Regions from separate parts of the Homo sapiens genome. Here region 2 is linked to region 1. The links are chromatin loops, found by intact Hi-C in ENCODE. Cell type or tissue: OCI-LY7. All regions are shown on one strand. Links, peaks and the distances in the headings refer to the core of each region. The heading gives the core; the rest is flanking DNA. Region 1 overlaps CLINT1 (clathrin interactor 1). Region 2 has its middle 46 kb from the start of CLINT1.

The links. Hi-C counts contacts between places; a loop is a spot of excess contacts. Peaks named below come from ENCODE experiments on the same cell type or tissue, not always from the same donor. Only the 100,000 strongest peaks of a DNase experiment are listed, where the experiment ranks them.
Region 2: it touches region 1 in a loop (4-fold over the local background); 22 of 110 quality-filtered maps call a loop at or near these places.

What each region holds. Positions count from the first base shown.
Region 1 is chr5:157,822,371-157,837,711 of GRCh38, forward strand. All of the region lies in intron 1 of CLINT1 (clathrin interactor 1), which reads right to left. Among named protein-coding and RNA genes, the nearest start is that of CLINT1, 29 kb to the right of the region's middle. In OCI-LY7, for the core only: CTCF peaks have their summits at 6,851 and 7,053; DNase peaks (open chromatin) are centred at 5,871, 6,391, 7,671, 8,501 and 1 weaker place; H3K4me3 peaks cover 4,197 bases; H3K27ac peaks cover 7,366 bases.
Region 2 is chr5:157,897,270-157,912,610 of GRCh38, forward strand. No RefSeq gene overlaps it. Among named protein-coding and RNA genes, the nearest start is that of CLINT1, 46 kb to the left of the region's middle. In OCI-LY7, for the core only: no CTCF peak of the experiment used is centred there; no DNase peak of the experiment used is centred there; H3K27ac peaks cover 626 bases.

The sequences.
Region 1 (15,341 bases), core at 2,342-10,341:
CTGCTTTTGCCTCTTCCTCATTTTCCCTTGCTGCTGCCATGTAAAAAGTGCCTTTCACCTCCCGCCATGATTCTGGGGCCTCCCCAGCCATGTGGAACTGTGTCCAATTAAACCTCTTTTTCTTCCCAGTCTTGGGTATGCCTTTATCAGCAGCATGAAAATGGACTAACACATGCTTCTAGAGCTATGTAAACACAGCCAGTATTCAGTTAGTCAAGGGTCAACTATTCAGTTTGTAAATTATTAGTGTTCATCGTAGCCCTCCTCTTTATTCTCCATTTTCTGCTTATTTGACTACTTGACATTCAGATAATATCAAATTATTTTACTTGGTAAGTTTCAGTCCAGTTTTTAGAGGTAGAATTGATTAAAAGCTAAAATGAGGCTTTTACTTACAGGCAGTCAATACTTCTTATCTACATTAAGAATCATCAGTAAAATAATTAACAAGAAAAAACTTGAGCAGTCCTTGTTGGTATTTTTTCCTCTTAAAAGTTCAAGAATATGCTTTGCTAAAACAAAACTATACACCAAGAGAAAAGGTAAAGTATAGGTATAATGTGGTACTAACTGCTAACAAAGGAATAAGGAGTAAAGTGAAACAGATTGAGAAGTATTTTTCCCAGTTTGCCTTTTAAATTTTATTCCTTTAAAAAAAAACTGAAGTCAAATGAATCTATATTTTTTATATGGTTTCTCTTTGTTTTAAGCTTATTGTCAAGATTTCACTCATCCTGAGATCAGGCAATCTTTTATTTGAGACCTCTAAATGTGTTCTGACGTACGCATGCATACACACACCCATACTAAGATAATTTAAAAGACAGAAACATCTGGAGACAGAAATAAACATAACTTAGTTCCAAGCAACAGTTTTAAATAATGTTTTTCTTTATATTAATACTCTCCTGTATTTTCCAAATTTTTTCAAAGTATTATATTGTAACCAAGGTTAAACTACTAAAGGCCATTAAAAATATAAGTACTGTATCATCATTAGCTACATTTTAACTATTTATAGGCAAGTAAACATCATGGTAGACCACATGAATATTATCTGTACTTCCAATATCTTGTTTTATCAGGTTAATAAGTGCAGCAAACAGTAACTAAAATATATACATACAGACTAAAATATGTACACCAAGTGCTATGTATGCAAAACCACAGAGAACAATTTAAGTACCCAATTTTGGAATTAATATGATTTTTTAAAACTGTTAGGGATGAATAATTCTTGACATCAAAATCTGTATTTAAAAGTCACCTTTTATCCTCAATGCCACAAAGGTTTCAGAAAAGATACTTTTATAAATTAAATGCTCTTATTAAGTATAAATCTTCTTAATAATTTTTTTAACATAAAACACCCATAAAATTAACATTGTAGAATAGGGGTACCCAACCCCCGGAGTTGCGGACCGGCCTGTTGGGAATGGGGCTGCATGGCAGGACATGAGCAGTGGCGAGCGAGCGTCACTGCCTGAGCTCTGCCTCCTGTCAGATCAGTGGTGGCCTTAGGAGCGTGAACCCTGTTGTGAACTGTGCATGTGAGGGACCTAGGCTGTGTACTCCTTATGAGAATCTAATGCCTGATGGTCTGAGATGGAACAGTTTCATCCGGAAACTATCCTCCCCAACCCCTGGTCTGTGCAAAAATTGTCTTCCACAAAACTGATCCCTGGTGCCAAAAAGGTTAGAGACCACTGCTGCAGAAGACAGTTTCCTCAGGTAACAAAAGTCTTAAACCAGAAACATTTGGTCTTTCTTTTTATGTTTCCATCCATAACATTAGATAAATAGTTTTAAGAATAACTCTAGAAGCTAGATAATGAACCTTGTGATATTCATTTTTTATCAGGGGATAGCCTCCACCACATTACCCTTGTTTGCAAGTTGAACATTTTATAGGTTCAATACTCGTATTTTAATATCAAGTTATATTTCATTACAGTCCTGTGAACAGTATCAAATGTACTGTCAACGGCCAAGAAGCCTACTATTCCTAAATTCAACAGGTAGATTACTTTCATTGTTAACGAAATATCTGAGGCTCTATAGAAATGATGTGGGGAGGTGGAAAAACTCATTCGTCCACATGGTGGGATATTCACCACCCATCAGAAAAAAAAGTCTCTCACTGATCTGCAAATGAAAATGAAATACAATGCAATGAAAAAGTCTTAACACAAGCGACAACATAGCGCAGTAGAAGAGATAATTTTGCTATAGTAAACATGTTATAAAATAGCCATGCTGTTAAAGCAATAATAAACCATAGTACTCCCTCCATATTGCAAGAATTCCAATAAAATAAAGTTTGGAAAAGTACAGAAGAAACAAATATCACAATCCTGGACACTTCCTCTAAAGAAACTCACTCCAAATCCCACAACTAGTAAATGGCATATTTAAAAACTATTAGGTCTTTTAATTCCAAAGCCCATTTTCTATTATGTCACACTGTACTAAAATCATAGAATATAATCTGGTCTAAGATGACATCAAATGTAGCATCACAAATTATGCTACAGAAGAGCTATATGCCAAATAAATATTTAAAAAGATATATTCTCAGTCATGGAAATTACATTTTCTTTGGTTTTAGTAAATATTAAATACAAATCATCTAACTGAAAGGGAGGAAACTGATGTCTCTCCTCTTAAACATGTACTTTTAAAAGTAAAGAAAATACCAGTTTGATTAGGGAAAAACTGAAATCAGAGACATCTAAAATCTGAAGCTCTCTTACCCATTCTGCAATAACAAGATTTCGGAAAAGAGTAACCTAGTTATTAATACTTAAAACATATAACCTATTCAATCCAATGATATCATATGTATATGGGATGCATATTATTTATGGCTTCAACTATGTACACAAATGACTATGCTGGATTATGCATCTTCTGTTTTCCTCTTTACTTTTCAAGAGGGAACTCTAAATTTCTAAATGCTGAAACACAAAACTTTGCTTTTAAAAATAACCATCAGGAATTTGCACAAAAATATTATACCCTATCTTTTAGCTTTCTCAGTCAAAAAAAAATTACGATCAAATGAGTAAAAAGCAGCTTACTACCAGGCTTTGAAGGAGGAGGGGAGCCCCATAATACTTTTTAAATCTATTTAAAATAATTCTGGATACTCAAAGATCAAGTTAGTTACTATAACTGAGAACCTAAAATACCTTTAAAACATGGCAAACTGCCTAAGTCCAAACTCTAGCTGCCTGTTCGTATGAGATTAAAATTACAGAAAATGCTGTCTTAATGTTCAAAAACACCACTTCCAATTTTTTCCTCCTGACATGATGTAAGACCATAGAAACTGGTATAACTATTTTTAAAATTATAATTAAGTTGTCAGAAAATTAAGGACTGTATTCTTTTTTTAAACCAATGCTACTCTCACATCAATTCTACTTCCAAATTCTTTGTTTCATTCTGACTAATGCTGGCCTTCAATTTCAATAATCGTTGAATCCAGTATTATCATGAAGGCAGAGAAATGAACCACAGAATTGTAATCACTCTTGGTGTTTTAATACTACTGAACATTGCTGATTGATATGGCTGAATATTCTTGTAACCTTAATTCAAATTTTTACACTGTATTTGTACTACTTATAGATAAAATAGATAAATATTATGGAACTGTTTTATATGTAAGTGTTTTTCAGTTTGAGGAAGAAGGGAGAGGAGGAAGGGGGAGCAAGTGAAACACCAAACAATACTCTGCAAGTAGGAAAATTCAAAAAGCTGTAAGAACTCCTAACATTCTCGGAAGATTAAAGACCCTTGTGTGTATCTTCAAAATTATGAAAATGGAAATGTCTGTACAGACTGTTAACAATCTCCCACATTTATCCATAAATTAAAGATCCTGTGCTTATCCTCACCACCGGATAATGAATACATATCGTCACCAAAGTCTTATTTCTCAGGTAAACTTTTGCATAGCAGAACACTTCATAAATTTACTGATTCTACATAGATTTGACTGTGTCATCAATCCAAGCTATTGCCAAAGTTGATGTGTTCCTCTCTAAATATATGTAAAGTATTTATTTTCTGTCCATGAATTATCATTTTCTTAGACTCTATCACATTAACTACCAGCACAAGAGGCTGGCTTTCAGTCATTTTTTTTTTTTTAATACAGAAATAATTTGGTACCACAGCCTCAAAGCTGGAGAACAAAGCTAAGCTGTGAGGTGGATGTGAGGGACTGGTTTAGCCAAGTGACATGTTTCCATACATGCATGTGAGATCATAACAAAATTATAAATTTCCTGTGTCAAACCTTCCAGATGTTTTAAAAAGTCAAAACTTTGTACAGAAAAATCTATCAAAAACTTATTGTATTTCACAAAGAATGGTTTCATAGCAGGAAATGTAACGCAAGAAATTTAATCTGAGCAATTTGATGAGTAGCTGACATTAACCTATTTATACCATACTTTCCCTTCTAATCTCTAAGAATATCCAGTACAGATTGTCAGTATTATAAATAGTCTTTATCTAAAAATTTCAAGCTTAAAAACCAGTTTCCAAATCCTGACAACTGCAAACTGTACATTTAGGAAATACATGGTAACTTGCTTACAGAAGAGTTTACCTAACATTCCAAGAAAATTTCCAGTATTGGTTCAATTAATAGTTTGGATGGGGCAAAATTAACCAGACTCACATCTAAAATTTCTGAGATTTCTAACAACCAATATGTCTGTCCTAAAATATAGCTAGCAGAATAAATCTTAAAATTTTTTTTCCAAAAGCAAGCCACATAAAATAATTATTTTATGAAAAATTCAAGGTCAGAAAAGATTACCTAATACGAATAATCACTAAAGAAGTCAACACTCCAAGTTTAGTTTCAAACGACAATCTGTCGGACTAAAATGTCTATATAAGAGGATAATTGAAAAGATAGGAACTTATAGAAGCAAGGACTAAAATAACCCATTTTATATAAAAGGTCATTAAATGTTTATAGTCCAACATAAAGTCTTTTGGGAAACACCCAAAACCATATAATAATTTTAATGCCTCAAAAAATATAGGGACTGATCCAAAACAAAAAAAATATTTAAACCAGGATAGTGGTGGGATTTCTGCCCCTTAAAGTCTGTCATTTAATTCTTCTTCCCCAAAAGCAACAACTCTTGATCGCTATTAAACATGACTTAAACTGGCAACTTTTCAAGGAAATAGTTTAGTAATTTATGTAACAGATGTGCAAAGAAAACTACACGAATGCGATAAGCCAAGAAAAACATCCTGATGTCCATAACTAAATTATGACCTGTGGGAGGAAGAAACTATGAAACTATTTCCCCTTCCTTACAACTTCAGTGGTTACCAATACCAAATTTTCAGATTTTGCCCATTTTCAGATATTAAAATGAACCTAGACCCCAGAAACTGTTCCAAAAGACAAGGCCATGCTAAAGGAAAATATTGCACACTTATGTATTTTTCATCAACTGCTTCATCTTTTATGGCTATTTTGTGGCAAATGCAAAGTAATATTGTATATTAGTTGATCAATAATTTTTTAGAGATTATTAGGGCCTGAATTTTGTCTCTGGCATATACTACCTGATCCCTGGACACATCAACCACTGTGTGACTCTGCTTCCTCATCTGAAAGGTACCTATGTATTATTATCATTATGGAGATTAAATGAAATGACATGTGTAAAGCATTCAGTTTTCTGTTATTATTTATTATGTTGTATATGGAAGCCCTTCTACTCCCTCTCTAGCACAGGTGCTGCTGCTATTATGACCTGGGCAGATGACAGGCTTACAGAAAAACTGTCTCAAGACAGGCTAGTCCCACAATGCTAAGGCGTTTTTATTTTCCAGAGAGGCACTCTAGCAGCAGTAAGACTGCTGGAGGGGCTGTTTTGTGGCTAGCAAAAGTGAAAAATTGTGACGTTAAGGGAAGTAGGATGAAAAATAGCTTCCAAAATGTGGCAGCAATGGTACTTGGAACAATGTAAGCAACAGAGCAGGCAGAGGCAGTCACCACTAGAAAATTCCTTTCCTTCCATGGCCATAGAAGAAGAAGCCTCATAACACAAAAGTATATGAACGCTAACAACTATATAAAAACACATGTACATGTGAGCAAAGCCCGGAAGAACCAAAAAAACCATATGAAAACAGCTGTGTTAGAGTGGTAATAACTAGAGTGGGTTGAAGGGGGAGCATCTGTTTAAAAATTTAAAAATATTTTTAATTTATACAACTTTAAAACTGACTTTTTAAAAGAAAACTAAAATAGCACTTGTAGTAAAACTTCTCTCAAATTGCTAAAGAAGTATCCCTGGGCTGATTTAATTTTGCTGGGGATCACCCCTAACTCCCCTGACTCAGCAGTCTGTATTCTATCAGTGCACCACCTGCATAGATAAAAACTAAAAAGGGCCGGGCACGGTGGCTCACACCTGTAATCCCAGCACTTTGAGAGGCCGAGGCAGGCAGATCACTTGAGATCAGGAGTTCGAGACCAGCCTGGCCAATATGGTGAAACTCTGTCTCTACTTAAAAAAAAAAAAAAAAAAAAAAAAATTAGCTGAGCATGGTGGTGTGCTCTTGTAGTCCCAGCTACTCAGGAGGCTGAGGCAAGAGAATTGGTTGAACCCGGGAAGCGGAGGTTGCAGTGAGTGGAGATCACACCATTGCACTCCAGCCTGGGCATGGAAGCGAGACTCTGCCTCAAACAACAACAACAGCAACAACAACAACAACAAAAAACACTAAAAAGACAGCTTTGGGTGGAGGAAGGGCCAGAAGGTAAGGGTGTCAAGTTGCTCTCTGCCCCTAGGCTAGCTGTGGAACACTGTGCCCTCAACAGGAAAGACTGGGAATGACAGCCCCAACTCAAACTATTTCTATTTCCAGCTGATTTCTCTTATTATGTTTCTTTAAAACTTCCAAGATTTTCATTTTTAATTTTTTTAAAACAGTAGTCTAAATGATGTTTTGTGAAAAATACTTTGCCTGGAAGATATAATAGGTGCTATGTCAAAAAAGGGTTCCAGGGAAGGTCTGAAAAATGTTTAAACAAGGGCAACTTTATTCATGTAACACTTCTCAGAGACTATTATTTTAATGGTGCATTGTGAGTCTCCAAGAGAGATAATGCACTTTTTTTTGAGACAGTCTCGTTCCAATTGCCCAGGCTGGAGTGCAGTGGTGTGATTTTTCAGCTCACTGCAGCCTCAACCTCCCTGGGCTCAGGAGATTCTGCCACCTCAGCCTCCCAGGTACCTGGGACTATAGGTGCACGCCACCACACCCAGCTATTTTTTTTTTTTTTTTTTTTTTTTGTATTTTTAGTAAAGACAGGGTTTCGTCATGTTGCCTAGGCTGGTCTCAAACTCCTGGACTCAAGCGATCTGCCCACCTCAGCCCTCCCAAAGTGCTGGGACTACAGGCGTGAGCCACTGTGCCCCGCCAATATTAAACATTTCTAAAACTTTTGTGACAACTTATCCTTTTCCTGGAACATCTTGTTAGTATCCCAAGAAACTCATTTTGGTATATGCTATTCTAAAAAATTGCCCTTTTCTTCTTTCTTTAGAGACAGGGTCTTGCTCTGTCACTCAGGCTGGAGTGCAGTGGTGCGATGATGCCTGACTACAGTCTTGACCTCCCAGGCTCAAGCGATCCTCTCACATCAGCCTTCCAAGTAGCTGGGACTACAGATGCATGCCACCACGCCAGTTAGTTTTTATATTTTTTGTAGAGATGGGGTTTCGCCATGTTGCCTAGGCTGGTCTCGAACTCCTGGGCTCAAGTGATCCACCCACCTCTGCCTTCCAAAGTGCTGGGATTACAGGCATCATCCACTGCAACCAGTCGTCCTTTTCTTCAAACTTCCAAAAATATTTTTAGTTTATACTTTCATCTTGCCATTCTTGTTTTTGGTATCTGTTATTTCTTATTTTTTACCTAATGAATAGGTTTTCCTTTAGTCTTTTATTTTTAAGTTTTAATATTCTTGTTAGGTAGCTTTCGGCCTCTTATTTTGCCTTAAATCTCATTTTTTAAAACTCGTTTTTTACTGTTAATCTTAGTTTCCTACCTTGCTTATTTTCAACATCATCTGCTTTATTCTTTTCGTAAGAGTAAATGCTTCACACTGCTTTTTAAAAATACTGTACTTCAAAAACATGGGTTTTTGTTGGGTTTAAACAAAATACCTAAGGGCTGGCAAGATGGTTCACGGCTGTAATCCCAGCACTTTGGGAGGCCAAGGTGGGGCGACTGCTTGAGCCCAGGTGTTCAAGACCAGCCTGGGCAATATAGAGAGACCTTGTCTCTACACACACACTCCCCCTCCCACTCTCCCTGCCCCTCCCTCTCTCTCCCTCTCTCTCTCTCTCTCTCTCTCTCTCTCTCTCTCTCTCTATATATATATATATATATAGAAACACATTTAAGCCTGGGCAACAGAGTGAGACCTCCATCTCTACAAAAGATTTCTAAAAATTAGCCAGGCGTGGTAGGACACACCTGTAGTCCCAGCTACTGGAGGTGAGGGTGGAGGGTGGGGCTGAGGTGGAAAGACTGCTTGGGCCTGGGAGGTTGAGGCTGCAGTGAGACATGATAGTGCCACTACACTCCAGACTAGATGACAGAACAAGACCCTGTCTCAAAAAAACAAACAAACAAAAAAAAGTTTAAACTTTATTGTAATCCTTTCAAAATTCTCACTTGTTTTTAGCTTTTAGTTTTAATTTCTTAATAACCCTCATTTAATAACCTTATGTTAAACAGCTTTCTTTTTTCTTCGTGTTTTACTTTTTTTTTTTTTTTGAGATGGAGTCTCCCTCTGTTGCCCAGGCTGGAGTGCAGTGGCAGGATCTTGGCTCACCGCAACCTCCGCCTCCCAGGTTCAAGCAATTCTCCTGCCTCAGCCTCTGCGAGTAGCTGGGACTACAGGCGCATGCCACCCTGCCCAGCTAATTTTTTTTGTATTTTCAGTAAAGACAAGGTTTCACCATGTTGGCTAGGCTGGTCTCAAACTCTTGACCTCAGGGATCTGGCCTTGGCCTCCCTAAGTGCTGGGATTACAGGCATGAGCCACCGTGCCCGGCCTTACTTATAACACATAGCAGGACAAAGAAACAACAAAAAGCACAATAAAAAAGATGGATGATCTCTCACTCTCACACCAGCAGCTACTTCTTTGGGTCCCCTCATAAAGAGGTAACATTGTTCATAGGGGCCAATTAAATATGTATAGGATATAGGAGATAATAAAAATAAACTAGCTTTATCAAGTCCCAAGAGTGAAAATATCCTTTTTTTTTTTTTTTTTTTTTAAGACAGTCTTGCTCTGTCGCCAGGCTGGAGTGCAGTGGCACAATCTTGGCTCACTGCAACCTCCACCTCCCAGGTTCAAGCGATTCCCATCTTACTCTCCTGAGTAGCTGGGACTACAGGCGTACACCACCATGTCCAGCTAATTTTTGTATTTGTAGTAGAGACGGGGTTGCACCACGTTGGCCGGGATGGTCTTGATCTCCTGACCTCATGATCCACCCCCGCCCACCTCGGCCTCCCAAAGTGCTGGGATTACAAGCGTGAGCCAGTGCGCCAGGCCACTGTTTTTTAAGACAGAGTCTCGCACTGTCCCCCAAGCTGGAGTGCAGTGGTAGGATCTCGGCTCGCTGCAGTCTCCACCTCCCAAATTCAAGCGACTCTTGTACCTCAGCCTCCAGAGTAGCTGGGGTTACAGGCACGTGCTGCCACGCGAATTTTTGTATTTTTAGTAGAAATGCGGTTTTGCCATGTTGGCCAGGATGGTCTTGAACTCTTGACCTCAAGTCATCTGCCCCCCTCAGCCTCCCAAAGTGCTGGGATTATAGGCTTGAGCCACAGCGCCCAGCCAGAGCTGCTTTTTACAATATTACTTTCTATGTATATTTGAGAAGTAAATAAAGGTAAATTTGAGAAGTAAATAAAGGTAGTTTCACTACTTTTTGTCCTGAAAAATGATCTCAGGGGCATATCATAAAGCTGAGCAGGCTGCAAGCTGTCACTGGGATATTTGATACCATCTTTGGGGAACTATTTGTTTGGTGTCTACTTCCCATTACTTTCCCACACCTGTTAGTTCTGCACTTAAGAATACTGACACTTCTAGCTGAGATTCCTACAAAAGCCATTTAACTATCTCTCCACTTCTGAGGTATCTTCTTTTCATTCATCTTCTACATGACCACATTAATCTTTCTAATATTTAGTGTTGGCCATGTTAGTGCACCACAAATTCATCACTACTTTCCCTCAAACATTTTCCTCCTACTGTATCAGTGGACAGTACCATCCAAGGTTATGGCTTGAGCAACACTTGAGAGATTACTTCTCTCCCTTCCTCCCACTGAATATCCAATCTACTCCCAGGTCTTTGCAATTCTATTCCCTAGGTACCTCTCAAATATGACTGTCCACTTCTCCCTACCCACACCAATACTACCTTAATCTAGGGTCACCACTATTTTTCACCTGGATTATTGGGAACAGCTTTGTAACTAGTCTCTCTACTTCGACTCATCTTCTACCAGACTAGGGCCAAAGAGAGCTCTTGATGAAATACAAATCCTTACTAATTGAAACTGAGCTCCTATTTTAAATCTAGTAAAGGCTTCCTTATTGCCTTTAAGCAGAAGTCCAGGCCAGGCGCGGTGGCTCACTCCTGTAATTCCGGCACTGGGGCAGGCCAAGGCAGGCAGATCACTTGAGGTCAGGAAATCGAGACCAGCCTGGCCAACACGGTGAAACCCTGTCTCTACTAAAAATACAAAAATTAGCCCGGCGTGGTGGCACATGACTGTAATCCCAGCTATCTGGGAAGCTGAGGCAGGAGAATAGCTTGAACCTGGTAGGTGGAGGCTGCCATGAGCCGAGATCATGCCAATGCACTTCAGCCTGGGTGACAGAGAGAAACTCTGTCTCAAAAAAAAAAAAAGGAGGAAGTTCAAAATCCTTAACAAGATATAAAAGGTCCTTCATATGAGATACCAGTTTACTTCTTCAGTCCCATTCATGTGTCATTCTCTCCTGAAGAATAGGCCTTTTGCACAGGCTATTCTCTCTGTCCCTGCTCTCCAGCTAACTCCACCTGATCATCAGGTCTTATAGCTTGAATGCCACTTCCTCCAAGAAACCTTCCTTAACTCCCAAAACAGTTGGGAGTCTGTGTACACGCTCTTCATAGCACCCTTTGCTTTCTACTACCTAGAATTACAACTAAAACCAGTGTATCAGACCGGTGTGGCAGCTCACACCTGCAATCCCAGCACTTTGGGAGGCTGAGGTGGATCACTTGAGCCTCAGGAGTTCTGAACCAGCCTGGGCAACATGGTGAATCCTCATCTTTACAAAAAAATACAAAAATTATCCAGGCAAGGTGGTGTGCACCTGCAGTCCCAGCTACTCAGGAGGCTGAGGTGGGAGGATCACTTGAACACAAGGAGGTCAAGGCTGCAGTGGGCCGTGATCGTGCCACTGCACTTCAGCCTGGGTGACAGAGTGAGACCCTGCCTCAAAAAACAAAAACAGTGTATTGTAACAGGCATGTTTGTTTATTTACCCGTCTCCCCCTCTGGATTCCATACACCTGGGGACACAAAATAATCTTGCTCTCTTAAAGAGCTCCAGTTCTGGCCAGGCACGGAGGCTCATACCTGTAATCCTAGCACTTTGGGAGGCCAAGGCAAGCGGATTGCCTAGGCAAGCGGATTGCCTAAGCTCAGTTCAGGAGTTCGAGACCAGCCTGGGCAACATGGTGAAACCCCATCTCTACTAAAATACAAAAAAAGTTAGCCAGGCATGGCAGTGTGCACCTGTAGCCCCAGCTACGCAGGAGGCTGAGGTAGGAGAATTGCTTGAACCGGGAGGCAGAGGTTGCAGTAAGCCGAGACTGCGCCACTGCGCCACCGCACTCCAGCCTGGGCAACAGAGCGATTAAAAAAAAAAAAACCTCCAGTTCCTGGATCAGTCTTGGTGACAGCAGATGTTCTGTTACTCTGTTCTGAGTAACAGAACAAAGGGACAAAAATTCTTAAATAGCTTCTTTAGGACTATAAAAAAAAGTCCTAATTGAACTGGTAATCAGAACCTGCATGATCAGGCCTCAACTTACCTATCTAGCCTTTTCTCTCATTCCCTCTGTTTCGTTTCCTTTATGGGATGATTACACTGCTTTACTAGCTGATTAGCATTACTGCCTTAACAATATGCCCTTTACTTTCTTATCTCAGTGACTCTATGTGCTTCCAGAATCCCCACCTCTTTTCAAACCTAGTTTTCAACAAAGATGCAAAAATGAAGCCTTCCTGTTCTTTCCAACCCATAATTTCCCCCTTCCTTTGATCAAATCCAACATTACATTTTTAAACTCTTATGTATTATATTCTGCCTGTACAATGGCTATGTATGAATTTATTTTAATTACCTTAATATATTGTCAGTTTTAAAAAAGCAAATAGAGTTGATCCTCTTTATTTATGGACTCCATATACGCAAATTTGCCTACTCACTAAAATGTAACCTCAAAATCTGTATTCACGGTGCTTTCATGTTCATGAACATTAGCAGAGGAGCAAAAAACGTGAGTTGTCCAGAGCACACATTCCCATCCGAGGTCAAACAAGCTGACACTTTGCCTTCTTGTTTCAGTTCTCAAACCATAAACAAGGGTCCTTTCTATAATCTATTTGGTGCAACGTATTTCACACTTTTATGCTTTACACGTTGGCAATTTCGCTGTTTAAAATGGCCCTGAGCATAGTGTTCAAGTGCTATGTAGTGCTCCTAAACACAGGAAGATTGTGATATGCCTTACAGGAAAAAAATGCGTGTGAGATAAGCCCTGTTCAGACATCAGTTATAGTGCTGTTGGCAGTGAGTTCAATGTTAATAAATCAGCAATTTTTTTATATATTAAAAAAGATGTCTTTAAATAAAAACACACATAAAAAACAAAGTGACGTACTGACTGGCTAAAGAAAATGTCACCAGAGGCTCAAAGGAACCTACCCCTGTGTTTTCCCCTAGGAGCAATGGTTCTGCTTAAGGCGACTTTATAAAACATAGCTACCTCATATAACCAGAACTGACTACACTATATCTTATGCAGTTTTCTTTCCCTCTCGGTGCCTAACAACGAATGTCTAACATAAGATGGCTTGTGAAAAACTGACAAATGAATATGTAAGTGAACTCCATGATATCTTGGGAACAGAGAAGGGAGAGGTGGAAAGGAAGAAAGGGGAGCTGAGACCAAGATATGAACAAGGGAACTAAAATAAACACCCTCTACTCAACAAACACACAAAGCCAGCTCTTTTGGGGGCATGACTAGAAAGACTTATTAATTTACTATATCCTCTGAAATTAACTCAATGACCCCTTGCCAAGACTTAAAAAGTTAAGATAACTTGGCACAAGATTTCTGTGTCCCATAGAAAGATTTGAAGAACTAAATGAAATCTAAAGTTAAAAAACATACTTCAAAAACATGAAAACTTCTCCTACCCATGCTGAGTGTAAACTATGGATTTGGGAGCCATCACGAATTTCATTTCTATAGATGTACCAATTCTTTTATATAGACAATTTTCACTTTTCTGGCAGGTTGTTAATTGAAACTTGTACATACTGGAACCCTCTCCTTTTTTTGCACAATCTATTACCACAGAAGAACTGTACAAAGCCAAGACTGCTTTTTCTCATACTTCACACTCTCTTCCACAATACAGCCATATTTGTTTGGTTATTGGTTTTTAATACACATAACTCTAATGGGCCAGGCATTGTCCTAAGCCACGGACAATTCATTTAATCTTCCTAACAACTCTATGAGGCAGCTACTATTACTATCCCCATTTTACAGATGAGAAAACTGAGGCACAAAGAGGTTAAGTATCTCACTAGAGGTCACACAACCATTAACTGTCAAAACATGAACCCAGGCAGTCTGATTCCATAGATGAAGGTCCAGAGACCATGTTATTAATTGCTGTTTATAATCATGATTTCAGCCACTATCACCTTCTACTCTTGTTCTCCCTTCCAATCCACTATCCAACTCAGCACCAAGAGTAAGTTACATGGCCCTGAGCATAGTGGTGTCATTAAGCGGTGTCATTTTGCTCCCTTATCAAAATTCCTCATCAGCTGCTTATGACCCTTAGAATAAACCCAAACTCCACACAGTGGCTTACAAACCTCTGAAGCTACTCCTCTTCTTCCATGTTCTTGCCACACTGCACTGCCACTTTCTCACCAGCTCTTTCTTTATCCAGGACCTTGCTTATTCTAAAATATCCTCTCCTGGAACACTTTCTTTCACTTTCTTCACTCTACTTTTCAGTCTTAAAGTAGGTGCCACATCCTCAGAAAGGCCTCCTCTGGCCACTCTATCTAAAATAATCCCACTCATCATTCTTAACTGCAGCCTCTTTTCTTCGTAACACAGAATGTATAATTATTTTGTTTACTTGCTCTTTTTATTTACCTCTACCAAAACTTGTTTACAGGTATATTTTCAAGTACCTACAAGAGTTGCAAATGATCAATAAATACTCATTATATTAAAAAGCCAGGTTATCCTGTGGCTTCCTGTTACTTCTGGTTATAACACTTTATTCCCCTTGGGATATAAGTATCTGACATGAGATGCATACCTATAATTTGAGTCTTCTTTATCAGCGATTATGTAAGCATTAAGAATATACTGGAAGCTGTAATCCCAGCACTTTGGGAGGCTGAGGCAGGAGGACTGCTTGAGCCCGGGAGTTTAAGACCATGCTGGGCAACATGGAGAGACCCTGCCTCTACAAAGTATAAAAAAATTACCCAGGCATGGTGGCCCACACCTGTGGTCTCAGCTACATGGGAGGTTGAGGTCAAGGCCGCAGTGGGCTAGATTGTGCCACTGCACTACAGCGTGGATGGCAGAGTGAGACCCTGTCCAAAGAAGGCAGGAAAGGAAGGATGGAATATATGTAAATACACACACACACACACACACACACACACATACTGTAACTCATTAACTAAAAGATGTTTATCATCATGTATTCTAAAAACTCATACTTGAGAAATGCAATCGGTCTAAAAGAAATGTCAATTATGTGTTGTTATTTTCAAATTACTCCTTATAATATCTGAAGAAGGCTACAAAGATACTACTTACATTAAATTCAAAATCAGTGTTGTCTTGCCAGCAAATTTCTCAAGCTCTTTTACTTTTTTTTTTTTTGAGACGGAGTCTCACTCTGTCCCCAGGCTGGAGCACAGTGGCGTGATCT
Region 2 (15,341 bases), core at 4,374-12,373, 77 kb after region 1:
TGGATATTCACATTATCCCAGTTTTGGCCACGGGAGCTTTTTCACCATAGCTGCTGAGTCCTTCTGATACAACACAAGTCTTCTTTAATATTGCTTCCTTAGGCCGGGCGGGTGGCTCACGCCTGTAATCCCAGCACTTTGGGAGGCTGAGATGGGCGGATCACCTGAGGTTGGGAGTTCGAGACCAGCCTGACCAACATGGAGAAACCCCGTCTCTAGTAAAAATACAAAATTAGCCGGGCTTGGCGGCACATGCCTGTAATCCCAGCTACTTGGGAGGCTGAGGCGGGAGAATCGCTTGAACCTGGGATGCGGAGGTTTCGGTGAGCCAAGATCTTACCATTGCACTCCAGCCTGGGCAACAAGAGTGAAACTCTGTCTCTCTCTCTCTCTCTCTCTCTCTCCATATATATATATATATATATATATATATATATGTGGCTTCCTTGCTTTTTATTACAACATGATATCCAGGCTCATCTTTATTTTGGGCAGGCCCCAACATTAGTCAATCATTTCTTTTTTTTTTTTTTTCTTGAGACAGATTCTTGCTCTTCCGTGCAGGCTGGAGTACAATGATGCAATGGTGCAATCTCAGCTCACTGCAATCTCCACCTCCCGGGTTCAGGGGATTTTCCTGCCTCAGCCTCCTGAGTAGCTGGGACTACAGGTGCACATCACCACACCTGGCTAATTTTTGTTTTTGTTTTTCTTTTTTGAGATGGAATCTCACTGTGTTGCCCGGGCTGGAGAGCAGTGGCACCATGTTGGCTCACTGCAACCTCTGTTCACTGCAACTTCTGTCTCCCAGGTTCAAGCAATTCTCCTGCCTCAGCCTCCCAAGTAGCTGGGATTACAGGCACCCGCCACCATGCCTAGCTAAGTTTTGCATTTTTGGTAGAGACGGGGTTTCACCATGTTGCCCAGGCTGGTCTCAAACTCCTGACCTCAGGTAGTCCTCCTGCCTCGGCCTCCCAAAGCGCTGGGATTACAGGCGTGAGCCACTGCGCCCAGCCTTAATTTTTGCATTTTTAATGGGGGTTTCACCATGTTGGCCAGGCTGATCTCAAACTACTGACCTCGGGTGATCCGCCCACCTCAGCCTCCCAAAGTGTTGGAATTACAGGTGTGAGCCACCACACCTGGCCGAGTCAATCATTTCTCTAAGGAAATGGTATCTAAATACCACAATCTGGGTATTAGCAGTGCTCATTTCTTTTGGGTTTACTATTACTTCTAGGACTTTTTCATTGACAGAGCTTGGAAATACTTTTTATTTTTAAGAGGAAAGGCAAGAGCTTGTAATAATTCAAAATTTATCATTACAGGATATTAATTCTTTGATTTTTTATTTGTATTTTTTTCTCCTATTCTGAAAATCTTGGTTCTTAACATTAACAATGGCTTATGGCAGGGCAGAGTGGCTCACACCTGTAATTTCAGCACTTTGGGAGCCTGAACGGGGAGGATCGCTTGAGCTCAGGAGTTTGAGACCAGCCTGGGCAACATGACAAGACTGCATCTCTACAAAAAATACAAAAATTAGCTGGGCATGGTGGTGCACACCTGTAGTGGCAGCTACTTGGGTGGCTGAGATGGAAAAATCATTTGAGCCTGATAGGTGGAGGTTGCAGTGAGCTATGATGAAGCCACTGAACTCCAGCCTAGATGACAGAGCAAAAAAAAATTTTTAAACCCCAGAAAACAAACAAACAAAAATGACATACTTGCTTTCTCCTGCAATGAGCATAACAGCTTCAGAATAATAATAGCAAAATTATTACTAACAATATAATTACTGAAAATAGTTTAAGATTATTTTTGTAGTTCTTTCTTTCCTTCGAGATATTCCACTGGGGATATGTAGTCAGATTACTAAAGCCATGTGAAATAATTCCTTTCAAAGTACTGTTAGTTTTTGTAAACTAATAGTTTTGTGAAATAAAAGGGAGTACTTCTATTTTTATTAGCTAATCACTTAAACGATATGGTTGAAAGTCAAATCTATGAAATAAATTATATTAAGAAGACAAGTTTCTCACCTTATCCCCTCTACCCGTTGCCCCTTCCTCAATGAATAAAACTCTGTTTCAAATATATATAAGCATATTATACATATGTGTGTGTAGGTTCATGTAATATACATACAAGTGCATACATATCTGTGTACATATCTTTTCCTTTTTTTGAGACAGAGTTTCACTCTTGTTGCCCAGGCTGGAGTGCAATGGTGTGATCTTGGCTCACTGCAACTTCCGCCTTCCGGATTCAAGCGATTCTCCTGTCTCAGCCTCCGAAGTAACTGGGATTACAGACGTATGCCACCATACTCAGCTAATTTTTGTATTTTAGTAGAGATGGGGTTTCACCATGCTGGCCAGGCTACTCTTGAACTCCTGACCTCAGGTGATCTGCCCACCTCGGCCTTTCGAAGTGCTGGGATTACGGGCATGAGCCACCATGCCCGGTCAAGTGCATATGCATGTAAACAGTAGCTTACTAAAAATATTTTTCTCTGCTTTGCTTTCTCACTCATTATTATACCTTAGATACCACTTCACAGCATTTTTACAACTCCATTGCAGGCATGTACTATTATTTATTCAGCTAAGTTTATTCAGTTTCCAGTCGTTTGCTATTCTTATTAATGCCAACTTATACTTGGCATAGTATATGTGCAGCTTTTCCTATTTCTGTGAGTGTATTTTTGGGACAGACACTTGGGTTTCTGGGTCAAAAAGAAAATGCAAAGGAAAAAACTTTTTTTTTTTTTTTTTTTTTGAGACAGAGTCTTACTCTGTCCTCCAGGCTGGAGTTTCTCCCAGGTTCAAGAGATTCTTGTGCCTCAGCCTCCTGAGTAGCTGGGACTACAGGCATGTGCCACCATGCCCAGCTAATTATTTTATTTTTAGTAGAGATGGGGTTTTACCGTGTCCAGCTAATTTTTGTATTTTTAATAGAGATGGGGTTTCATCATGTTGGCCAAGCTGGTCTCAAACTCCTGGTCACAATTGATCTGCCCACCTTGCCCTCCCAAAATGCTGGGTTACAGGTGTGAACCACCGTGCCCAGCTGCAAAGGAAACTTTTATAAATCTTCCCAATCTCTTCTATAAGAATTGTACCCTTTTGCCTTCCTGCCATCGACAAATGAAAAGATCTCTTTCAGAATACCATCACAGAACACATTGTCAATCTTTTGGATTTTTTTGCCCATCCAATAGATGAGAAATGGTATCTTATCATGGCTTTACACCACATTTCTCTCCTTATGAGCAAGATTGATTTTTTCATGTGTTTAAAAGTCATTCACGTTTGTCTTTTTTATGACCTGTGTTCATGTCTCTCATCTATTTTGCTGTAGAGTTGGTCTTTTCTCTATATTTAGCTCTTTCTTTGTGAATGATTAGCAAACTGGGGTCCATCATTAACAACTGTGTTGGACGCCTTTCCTGGCTGCTCCCTTCTGTGGTCTCCAGGCCTCTCAGGTCCCTGCTGCCATCCTGTTCAGTCCTTAGGCCTTTAGAACAACACTAAGCTGTGCACTTCCTGCAACTGTGCTTTTGTCCTCACAGGCCAGGTGGTGGGAGCACAGCAAGAGAAACAAAAACAGCAGGTGTTCTCCCCACGTTGTTGGGACTATAGCCCCTGTGATTGGAGAGGATGGTTCACCCCCTCAGAAGGTTAGCCCCCGGGCACCTCCACTGCTGTTACCGTGGCTATCATTGCAACTGTTGTGACCATTGGATTGCCTTGGGCTGGCATATGAGAGAACAGAGAAAAGAAAAGACAAATCCCTTTTTTTTTTTTTTTAAGTCAGAGTCTCGCTGCATCGTCCAGGCTGGAGTGCAGTGGAATGATCTCAGCTCACTGCAACCTGTGCCTCCTGGGCTCAAGTGATCCTCCTGCCTCAGCCTCCCGAGTAGCTGGGATTACAATTGTGTGCCACCTCGCCCGGCTAATTTTTGTATTTTTAGTAGAGACAGGGTTTCACCATGTTAGCCAGGCTGCTCTTGAACTCCTGCCCTCATAATCCACCCACCTTGGCCTTGAAAGTGCTGGGATTACAGATGTCAGCCACTGTGCCCAGCCGTGAAAAGAAAAATGTTAGTTCTGCTTAGCATTAGGCATTCCCTTTCTCTCTCCTGAAGCAGAAACTGGAGGGATTCTCCTGCCTCACGCCTTCTCTGTGTCCAGTGCCCAACTTTGGGCATCAGGATGTCTTGAAATCAGAACAACAACAAAAAGGGAAATTCACAGCTGGTTCAGTGGTATTTCAGATTGTGGTCTTCTCCAGTCTGCCTTCTAGTGCTTAAATTAAGAAAGCTCCATGACTTCTGCCTAGGTTTTATAGCTACATTCACGGGGAGAGACAGGATGGAATGTGCTTACATGGTCTTACCTGGAACCGGAACTGCTGCCTCAAGGATTTTGCACTTATTTTCTTCCCTGCTTGAAATAATTTTCACATAGATCATTGATTATCAAACTCCTACTCATATTTCAAGTTTTACCTCAAATGTCACCTGCCCGGAGAATCCTTTCTTGACTGCCCTCCTTAAAGTGGCCTTCTTAAACCCACACACCCCTGGCTACATCATGCCGTTATATTGTCTTCATAGCATCCAGCACTGCTTTACATTATCTTGTATGTGTGTGTCTTGCTTCATGGCTGTTCTCCCCCTAACCTCCACCCTCTCCTCCCTGAAGGCAAGCACCTATCTTGCTAATTACTTTCTTACCTGTGTTTAGAACATTGACAGGTAGAGAGTGCCCAGTAAAATACATGTTGAGTAAAGGAATGGAAAGCAATTAAAGCTGGGCATGGTAGCTCAAGCCTGTAATCTCAGCACTTTCGGAGGCTGAGCAGGAGCATGCCTTGAGCCCAGGAATTGGAGACCAGCAATATACCTGCAATACCAGCAATACCTGGGCAATAGAGTGAGACCTCGTCTTTACGAAAACTAAATAAATTAAATTAAAGAATTAAACAGCATTTGAGTAAAATAATATTTGTTGGCTAATGTCTGAAGGAGACAATTTTACTGCAGATGAGGCCACAGACATGGGACAGCAGGTCTAGGCAGTGCCGTTCACGAGACAGGGATGGCTGGAGGGGTGGTCTTATGGCGCAGGAGTGAGAATCCGAGACTGTGGCCCCTGTCCTGGCTTTGCCACTAAATTGTTCTGAGATTCTGGAAAATCACTTCATCTCTTTGGGCCTTAATCTCCTCGACTGAGAAATACTAGAATGAGATTTTTTAAGCCATAAAGTCCTTTCAACTTCAGCACCTTAGGCTTCTCAAGCATTTAAGTCAACTTAAATGCTTTTCAGTTTAGTTACAGAATCCGGAAGGATTAGTTATGCCAGAAGAACCTGTCTCTGCAATACGAAATCTTCTTTTGGCAAGAAAGGGAATGAGATAATTATAGCAAGTGTTCTCCTTAGATCCTGACATTAAAAGGACCTGCTTGCTCCCAGGAGTATACATCTATTTTAACAATTATTTTTTTCTTCTCCAATTTCATGTATAACATCGACGCAGAATATAAGACCCCATTTACGTACTGTAGTGTCTTTTGGCTTTGGGAGCTGTTAGGTGGGTCATTTTCCAGATTCCCCATATACACAGCACACAGAGAAAGAGGGCGTTGCTTGAAATTTTTGGCACCACCAACCCATCTCCTCCCTCAAACATTTTTCCCGGCACTGACACTCTGGTTGGGTCTGGAGTATCAGAGTCACACCTCTGCTTCCCAGTGTAATGGGTATGGACACAGAGATCCTATTATTTTTAGTTTGCTGCGGACATCATGGGCCCCTCCAATTGGTGTAAACATTTTGGTTTCGACTAAGTTCTCCAGGAGATGTATTTAGGAGACACACAGGCCAGATCCAAACATGCTGAGGCACCTGGAAGGCTGCTTCAGGAATGTGGTAGTGTATAAATAAATTGCTCTGCTATTTCTTCTGTCTACAGTTAATATGTGAATCATATTCAAGTTATTTGCCACAATGGAATGAATAGCCTTTTTCAGCAAAGTTAGAAAGAGCCCTTTTCTCCCTTTCCCTGGTTTCCCTCACATTTTTTTCTGTTTATCTGTGCCTGAATAGTCACTTACCTGTTTATCTTTTATCTGGGCCTGGATAGCCATTCACTCACAGGACATTTGCGATGTTCTAGTTACTGTCTAGCCCATGAGATGAATCTACATTCAAGAAGAGCTTTTGCTTTTCTTCATAAATATTTTGACATTTTATTGCCAGTCAGTTCTTCCGTTGCTACATCTCTGAATCTCTGAGAATATAGTGCCAGTGGTTTCCTTAATATGAAGCTAATAAAATTGTCAAAGCATTTTTAAATGACCTGTGTAATTATAAGATAGCACTGCTGTTGGGCAGTGAGGTATAATTTGGTTTCGTTGTCACAGAGTATTCAAGTGAGAAAGTTTATACCCTGCATGTTCTATCTGGAAAGAATTACTTTTCATTACTTGTGTGGGCTTTTATTTATTTTATTTTATTTTTCTAGATGAGGTCTTGTTCTGTTGCCCAGGCTAGAGTGCAGGGCACAATCACAGCTCACTGATGTCTTGACCTTCCAGGCTCAAGCAATCCTCCCGCCTCAGCCTCCCAAGTAGCTGGGACTACAGGTGCATGCCAGCATCCCCAGCTAATTAAAAAAAATTTTTTTTTTTAGAAGTGAGGTCTCCCTACGTTGTCCAGGCTGTTCTCAAACTCCTGGCCTCAAGTGATCCTCCTGCCTCAGCCTCCCAAAGTGCTGGGATTACAGGCATGAGCCATCGGTTCTGGCTGGCCCATATTAAGAAATGATGCAGAGTTTAAAAAGTGAAGCCGGGTGTGGTGGCCTGTAATCCCAGCACTTTGGGAGGCTGAGGTGTGTGGATCACCTGAGGTCAGGAGTTGGAGACCAGCCTGGCCAACATGGTGAAACCCTGTCTCTACTAAATATACAAAAAAAATTAGCTGGGCATGATCGTGGGCACCTGTAATCCCAGCTACTCTGGAGACCGAAGCAGGACAATTGCTTGAACCCTGGAGGTGAAGGTTGCAGTGAGCTGAGATCGAGCCATTGCACTCCAGCCTGGGTGACAAGAGCAAAACTCCATCTGAAAACAGAAACAAAAACAAAAACAAAAAATGAAGCGCATAGTGGGTTGGGGGGCAAGGGGAGGGAGAGCATTAGGACAAATACCTAATGCATGCGGGGCTTAAAACCTAGATGACAGGTTGATAGGTGCAGCAAACCACCATGGCACATGTATACCTATGTACCAAACCTGCGTGTTCTGCACATGTATCCTAGAACTTAAAGTAAAATTAAAAAAAAAATGAAGTGCATAATAATCACACTTTAAGTTTAGAGATGTTCATTACAGTGGTATTTGCCAAGCAAAACATTAAATATGATCTGATGATCTGATTATACAATAGAGAATTCATTAAATAAATTAGAAGAAAATTCAGTACAGCTATTACAATTATTTTAGAGTTGCAATAATATTAGAAGGTGCTTATCTTATTAAATAGAAGAATTAGTTTACAGCAGCATATGATTTCAATTTCCTTTTTAAAATTATAAATAGCTGGGCGTGGTGGCTCACGCCTATAATCCCAGCACTCTGGGAGGCCCAGACAGGTGGATCACGAGGTCAGGAGTTCAAGACCATCCTGGCCAATATGGTGAAACCGTGTCTCTACGAAAAATACAAAAATTAGCCAGGTATGGTGGCACTCGCCGGTAGTCCCAGCTACTCAGGAGGCTGAGGCAGAAGAACCGCTTGAACTTGGGAGGTGGAGGTTGCAGTGAGCCGAGATCGTGCCACCACACTCCAGCCTGGGTGACAGAAGGAGACTCTGTCTCAAAAAATAAATAAATAAATAAAAATTAAAAATTAAAAAAAATTGTTAGAAATATGTAAAAATGTAAAACCCATATAAAAATTATTTACATGTGGACCAGGTACTGTGGCTCACGCCTGTAATCATAACGTTCTGGGAGGCCGAGGCTGGAGGATCACTTGAGCCCAGGAGTTTGAAACCAGCTCAGGAAACATAGTGAGAACTCGTTTCTACAAAACATTTTAAAAATTAGCTGGGTGTGGTGGTGCATGTCTGTAGTCCCAGCTACTCATGAGGCTGAGGTAGGAGCACCGTTTAAGCCCAGGAGTTGAGGCTACAGTGAGCTATGATCATGCGATTGCACTCCAGCCTAGGTGACAGAATGAGACCCTGTCGCTAAAATAAATAAATTGTGTGCGTGTGTATTTTGAGGGGATGGCTAGAGATGGGGGTCTCACTGTGTTGCCTAGGCTGGTTTTGAACTCCTGGGCTCAAGCAATCTCCCTGCCTTAACCTCCCAAAGTGCTGGGATTATAGGTGTGAGGCACCATGCCCATCCTAAAACAAATAAATTGTAAATAAATAAATATATTTACCAGTATATAGTTTATATATGTATATATTTACCAACATGAAAGAAAATATAAATTTTCCATAAATATTAGTAATCAGTGTTTATCTTTAGGACTCTGGAGCTGGCCTGCATGGATACAAATCTTGGTTCTACCATTTGCTGGCTCTGTGAACTTTTTCAAATTTCATAACCTCTACATACCTCAATTTCCTCTCTGCACAATAGGGATGATAAAAATTGTACCTACCATGGCCAGTCACAGTGGCTTTCGCCTGTAATCTAGCACTTTGGGAGGCTGAGGCAGGCAGATCACCCGAGGTCAAGAGTTCGAGACCGCCTGACCAACATGGAGAAACCCCATCTCTACTACAAATACAAAATTAGCCAGGCGCGGTGGTGCGTGACTGTAATCCCAGCTACTCAGGAGGCTGGGGCAGGAGAATCTCTTGAACCCGGAAGTGGAGGTTGCAGTGAGCTGAGATCGCGCCATTGCACTCCAGCCTGGGCAACAAGAGGGAAATTCTGTCTAAAAAAAAAAAAAAAAAAAAAATTGTACCTCCCTTCTGGAATTGTTTTGAGTAATAAGTTAGTTAAAACAGAAAAAGTGGCCAGGTGTGGTGGCTCATACCTGTAATCTCAGCACTTTGGGAGGCCGAGATGGGCAGATCACCTGAGGTCAAGGAGTTTGAGACCAGCCTGGGCAACATGCTGAAACCCCATCTTTACTAAAAATACAAAAATCAGACAGGTGGTGGGCACCTATAATCCCAACTACTTGGGAGGCTGAGACACAAGAATTGCTTGAACCCAGGAGGCAGAGGTTGCAGTGAGCTGAGATTGTGCCACATCACTCCAACCTGGATGATAGAGTGAGACTCAGTCTAAAAAAAAAAAAAAAACACAGGAAAAGTGCTAAAATAGTGCCTGGCACGTAGTACACACAATATAAGTGTCGTTATAATTTCTAGTATTGTCCATATTATTAGCAATGAACATGTAGTCTTCTATGCCTAGAAAACAATTCAGTAGGCCAGGTGTGGTGGCTCACGCCTGTAATCCCAACACTTTGGGAGGCCGAGGTGGGCAGATTACGAGGTCAGGAGATGGAGACCATCCTGATCAACATGGGGAAACCCCATGTTGTAAAAATACAAAAAATTAGCCGGGCGTGGTGGCGGACACCTGTAGTCCCAGCTACTCAGGAGGCTGAGGCAGGAGAATGGCATGAATCCGGGAGGCGGAGCTTGCAGTGAGCCGAGATCACGCCACTGCACTCCAGCCTGGGTGACAGAGCGAGACTCTGTCTCAAAAAAAAAAAGAAAACAATTCAGTAAATATTATTTTTTAACCAAAAACATGCTGCATTATTGATGCAATCTTTACAGAAATGTATCCCCCTTGTATCATAAACGTTTTGGGTTAGCAGGAAATGACAATAAAATTAACATACTTTAGGTTTTTGTAATAAACTATTTAAAAGCTGTTAATAAGTTCACATTTTTTCTGTCCATTTATTATCAAATATAAGCAGTGAATGAAGAGTTTCTCCTCCTGCAAAATTGTCAAACTTTTGCATTCATCAGAATCAACTGGGGTCTGATTAAAATACATATTGATTGCTGGGCTCCACCCCAGAGATCCTGATTCAGTAGATCTGGAGTGAGGCCTTAGAATTTGCATCTCTAAGAAGTTTCCAAGTGATGCTGCTGCTGCTGCTGGTTCAGGACCATACTTTGAGAACCACTGACCTATAGCACCAAATGCAGAGATAGTAAGAAAAACCTGTGACAAGGAAATCAGCACCCTGGGATTTTGATCACTCCCAGCTGTATGATATTCTTTCTTCCTTCCATCCCTTTCTTCCTTCCACGAACATTCATGGGGCACCTACCATGGGCCGGGCATTGTGTTTGGTGCTGGGGATTAAAAGCTTTTGCTTAAGGCTGGGCATGGTGGCTCATGCCTGTAATCCTAGCACTTTGGGAGGCCAAGACGGGATGATGGGTTGAGGCCAGGAGTTCAAGACCAAACTGGCCAACATAGTAAGACCCCATCTCTAAAAAAAAAAAATTTTAAATTTTTGCTAATTAGGGTCTTATGGTTATAAGGAATCTTAGGCAAGTTACTTAATCAGCTCTCCAATAGCTCAACCAGGAAATGAAGACTATAATCATAAATTTATTTTAATGGCAATTATTGAACATTTACTATGTCCCAGGCTCTACGAAAAGCAAAAAGAAAAAAAAAATTTATTTTTATAATGTTTTCAGTATGCAAAGAATATCCATAAACATCATCTCAATCAAGCTTCACACTAAACATTTGCAGTGGAAAAGACATGATTAACCCTGTTTCACAGATGAACCAACCAAAGAAAGCATGAAGAGACCAAGAGGTTTGCCTGAGCTGGAAAGCAGCCAAGAGGGACTTGAACTCCAGTCCTTGCTTCCTAATCCGAATTTTTTCGTCTATATACTTCATCAACTAAATTTTCTCTAAGTTTTCTTCTTGCTCTTTTAGTGACTTGGTGGTAAATATTTGTTGAATTAAATGGTGACCATTTTTACCTATGGTTTGAAAGCAGTGGATAATACTTTTAGATAAGCATAAGCATTGGAAACGTATTTCACATCATTGGTAATGCAAGTCAGCAAGTATTTATTCAGTAGATAACATGTAATAGTGATGCACTTGATGTATTAAGGGCTGGAGATTTTATATATATATGTATATATGTGTGTGTGTGAGATTTTGTTTTTGAAGGCTCTCAAAGTCTAGGAGGACAGATAAATAAATAAGAAATATAATGCTACAATAAAATGTGGTAAGGACAATGACTGAAGAATGCAAGGGGGCTGCAGAGTGAGGACACAAACCCAGCCTGGGGAAAGGATTGGGGAGCTTTCCTAGGGAAGCTCATGGCTTAGCTGATTTGTGTGAGAGGAATAATTTGCATAGCAAAAGGAGTAGGGAGCAGGTGATCATGGTGGAGGGACTCTACATGCTAAGGCTTGGCGGTGTAAAACAGCAGGGCATGTTCAGGGCATTGTAAGTTTTTTGATGGACCTGAACTATGATGTGTGACAGTACATAGTCTGGAGAGGTAGGGAGGGGCTAGATCCCAGAGGTCCTAGTAAGGAACATTTGGATACCTCCTATATATGGCAGGAAGACTATGTTATGTATCATAGAACTTCCAAGCTTGGGATTTGGAATCGGACTTTTTTTTTTTGGAGATGGAATTTCGCTCTTGTCACCCAGGCTGGAGTGCAATGGCATGATCTTGGCTCATTGCCACCTCCCCCTCCCAGGATCAAGTGATTCTCCTGCCTCAGCCTCCAGAGTAGCTGGATTACAGGTGTGTGCCACCATACTCAGCTAATTTTTGTAATTATTTTTGTAATTACTAGTAATTTTTGCCACCACACCTGGCTAATTTTTGTAATTATTAGTAGAGACGGAGTTTCACCATGTTGGCCAGGCTGGTCTCGAACTCCTGACCTCAGGTGATCCACCCGCCTTGGTCTCCCAAAGTGCTTGGATTACAGGCATGAGCCACTGTGCTGGCTAGACAACATGTTCTTGACCCCAGTTCTTTTACATATTAGCTAATGATCTTGGGCAATTTAATCTCTCTGACTTTTATTTCTACAACTGGGAAACAGGGATAAAAATGCCTACTTCGGTGGGTTGTTGAGAATAAATAAGGTAACACGTGCACAGCTCTTGATACAATGCTTACCACAAAATAAGCTCTCAATAAATGGTAATATAAGATGATGATGATGATAGTTACTAGTTACTAGCTTTGTATCATATCATAATTATACTAAAAAGTAAACTTGATGGTGACTCCTTGAGAATTTACTGTTTTAGAGACCACATTGGCATGGGCAAAGAAAGCATGAACAACTTGTGTAAGCGACTTTGCATTTCTATGCCTATCAACAAAGATTTACTGTTAGTTACCAAAAGTGGGATGATATGGTTTAGCTGTGTCCCTACCTAAAATCTCATCTTGAATTGTAAGCCCCATAATCCCCACGTGTCTAGGGAGAGACCAGGTGGAGGAAATTGAATCATGGGGGACAGTTTCCCCCACGCTGTTCTCCTGATACCAAGTGAATTCTCATGAGATCTGATGGTTTTATAACTTTGGTATTAATAGTCCCTCCTGCATTCATTCTCCCTCCTGCTGCCTTGTGAAGAAGATGCCTGCTTCTCTTTTGCCTTCTGCACTGACTGTAAGTTTCCTGAGGCCTCCCCAGCCATACAGAACTGCGAGCCAATTAAGTCTCTCTTCTTTATAAATTAGCCAGTCTTGGGTATGTCGTTATAGGGGTGTGAGAGCAGACAAATATATGGAAGGAGGGAGAGATAGCCATGTTTCTGTATCTGGCAGACTGTCATTAATAATTATTTAACCTATGCTTTGCTTTGCTTTACTCATTATGGTAGAATCAGGACCAAGGCATGAATAGGTAAATTTTCCATTTCTAAGGAAAGGCAGGCAACCTTGAGTTTTGGGTTCCCCTGCTCCATAGGTGCATGACACATGACAACTTTTCTGGGGTTTTTTTTTTTTTTGAGACAAAGTCTCACTCTATTGCCCAGGCTGGAGTGCAATGGCACGATCTTAGCTCACTGCAACCTCTGCCTCCCAGGTTCAAGTGATTCTCCTGCCTCAGCCTCCAGAGTAGCTGGGATTACAGGCATGCGCCATCACGCCCGGTTGATTTTTGTATTTTTAGTAGAGATGGGGTTTCACCATGTTGGTCAGGCTGGTCTTGAACTCCTGACCTCAGGTGATCTGCCTGCCTCAGCCTCCCAAAGTGCTGGGATTACAGGTGTGAGCCACCAGGCCCGGCCGACAACTTTCTTTTTCTTTTCTTTTTTTTTTTTTTTTGGAGACAGAGTCTTGCTCTGTCACCCAGGCTGGAGTGCAGTGGTGTGATCTCAGCTCATTGCAACTTCTGCCTCCCGGGTTCAAGTGATTCGCCTGCCTCAGCCTCCCAAGTAGCTGGAATAACAGGCACGTGCCACCATGTCTGGCTAATTTTTGTATTTTTAATAGAGATGGTCAGGTTAGTTAGGCTGGTCTTGAACTTCTGACCTCGTGATCCACCTGCCTCAGCCTCCCAAAGTGCTGAGATTACAGGTGTGAGACTTTCTATTATTTTTCTTTTATTTTTTGAAACAGAGTTTTGCTCTGTCACCCAGGCTGAAGTGCAGTGGCACAATCTCAGCTCATTGCAACCTCTGCCTCCTGGGTTCAAGCGATTCTTGTGCCTCAGCCTCCCGAGTAGCTGGGATTATAGGTGCATGCCACCATGCCTGTGGCTAATTTTTATATTTTTAGTAGATACAGGGTTTCACCATTGGCCAAGCTGGTCTCGATCTTCTGGCTTCAAGTGATTTGTCCACCTAAAGTGTTGGGATTACAGACATGAGCCACTGCGCTTGGCCAACAATTTTCTTCATTTTGCAGATGAGAGGAGGAAGGTTGTGTTGAAGTCCCTTCCTAGATACTGGGAAGGGATAGGGAGCGTGGATTTCTTTGTAGGGTATCTGAAATATAGGCTGCTTCTTGTACAGAGCATTTCAGGCCCTTGGCTAGAGGGCAGTGGTGTGGATGGCACACTTGGGAAAAGTGTCTCGGCTCCTGCGGCCTAGGAACTAGGGAGAGGAAGGCTGAAGGAGAACACAGAGCAGCCAGCACCAAGACATGGAGGGAGCAGCTCTCAACCACAGTGCATGTGTTAGAAGGAGCAGTGGTGGCCGGGCGCAGTGGCTCAAGCCTGTAATCCCAGCACTTTGGGAGGCCGAGGAGGGTGGATCACCTGAGGTAGGGAGTTCAAGACCAGCCTGGCCAACATGGGGAAACCCCGTCTCCACTAAAAATACAAATATCAGCCGGGCGTGGTCACGGGCGCCTGTAATCCTAGCTACTTGGGAGGCTGAGTGATAAGAATCGCTTGAACCAGGGAGGCGGACGTTGTAGTGAGCCGAGATCGCGCCACTGCACTCCTGCCTGGGTGACTAGAGCAAAACTCCATCTCAAAAAAAAAAAAAGGAAGAAGAAGAAGGAGCAGTGGTGATAGTGATAGTAATGACAGTGAGGGACTGATGACTAGAACTCTCGCTTCCATTTCTCCTGGACTGTATCAGCACCCATGCTCAGAGAGGAAGCCACAGACATGGTGGCAATTCTCACTGACCTCAGTGTGTGGGGCTCTAAGGTGGATTTAGAAAAATAAAAACATGGGCTGGGCATGGTGGCTCACACCTGTAATCCCAGCACTTTGGGAGGCCAAAGTGGGCGGATCACTTGAGGTCAGGAGTTTGTGACCAGCCTGGCCAAGAGGGTGAAACCCCGTCTCTACTAAAAATACAAAAATTAGCTGGGCGTGGTGGTGGGAGCCTGCAATCGCAGCTATTCGGGAGGCTGAGGCAAGAGAATCGCTCGAACCTGGGAGGCAGAGGTTTGTGGTGAGCCGAGATCCTGCCATTGCACTCCAGCCTGGGCAACAAGAGCGAAACTCCATCTCAAAAAAAAAAAAAAAAAAAAAAAGAGCCGGGTGTGGTGGCTCATGCCTGTAATCCCAGCACTTTGGGAGGCCGAGGCGGGTGGATCACCTGAGGTCAGGAGTTCAAGACCAGCCTGGCCAACATGGTGAAACCCCGTCTCTACTAAAAAATACAAAAATTACCTGAGCATGGTGGCTTGTGCCTATAATCCCAGCTACTCGGGAGGCAGAGACAGGAGAATCGCTTGAACCTGGGAGGCGGAGGTTGCAGTGAGCCGAGATGGTGCCACTGCACTCCAGCCTGGGAGACAAGAGTGAAACTCTGTCTCAAATAAATAAATAAATAAATAAAAGCATATGACCTTGCTCAAACCTGA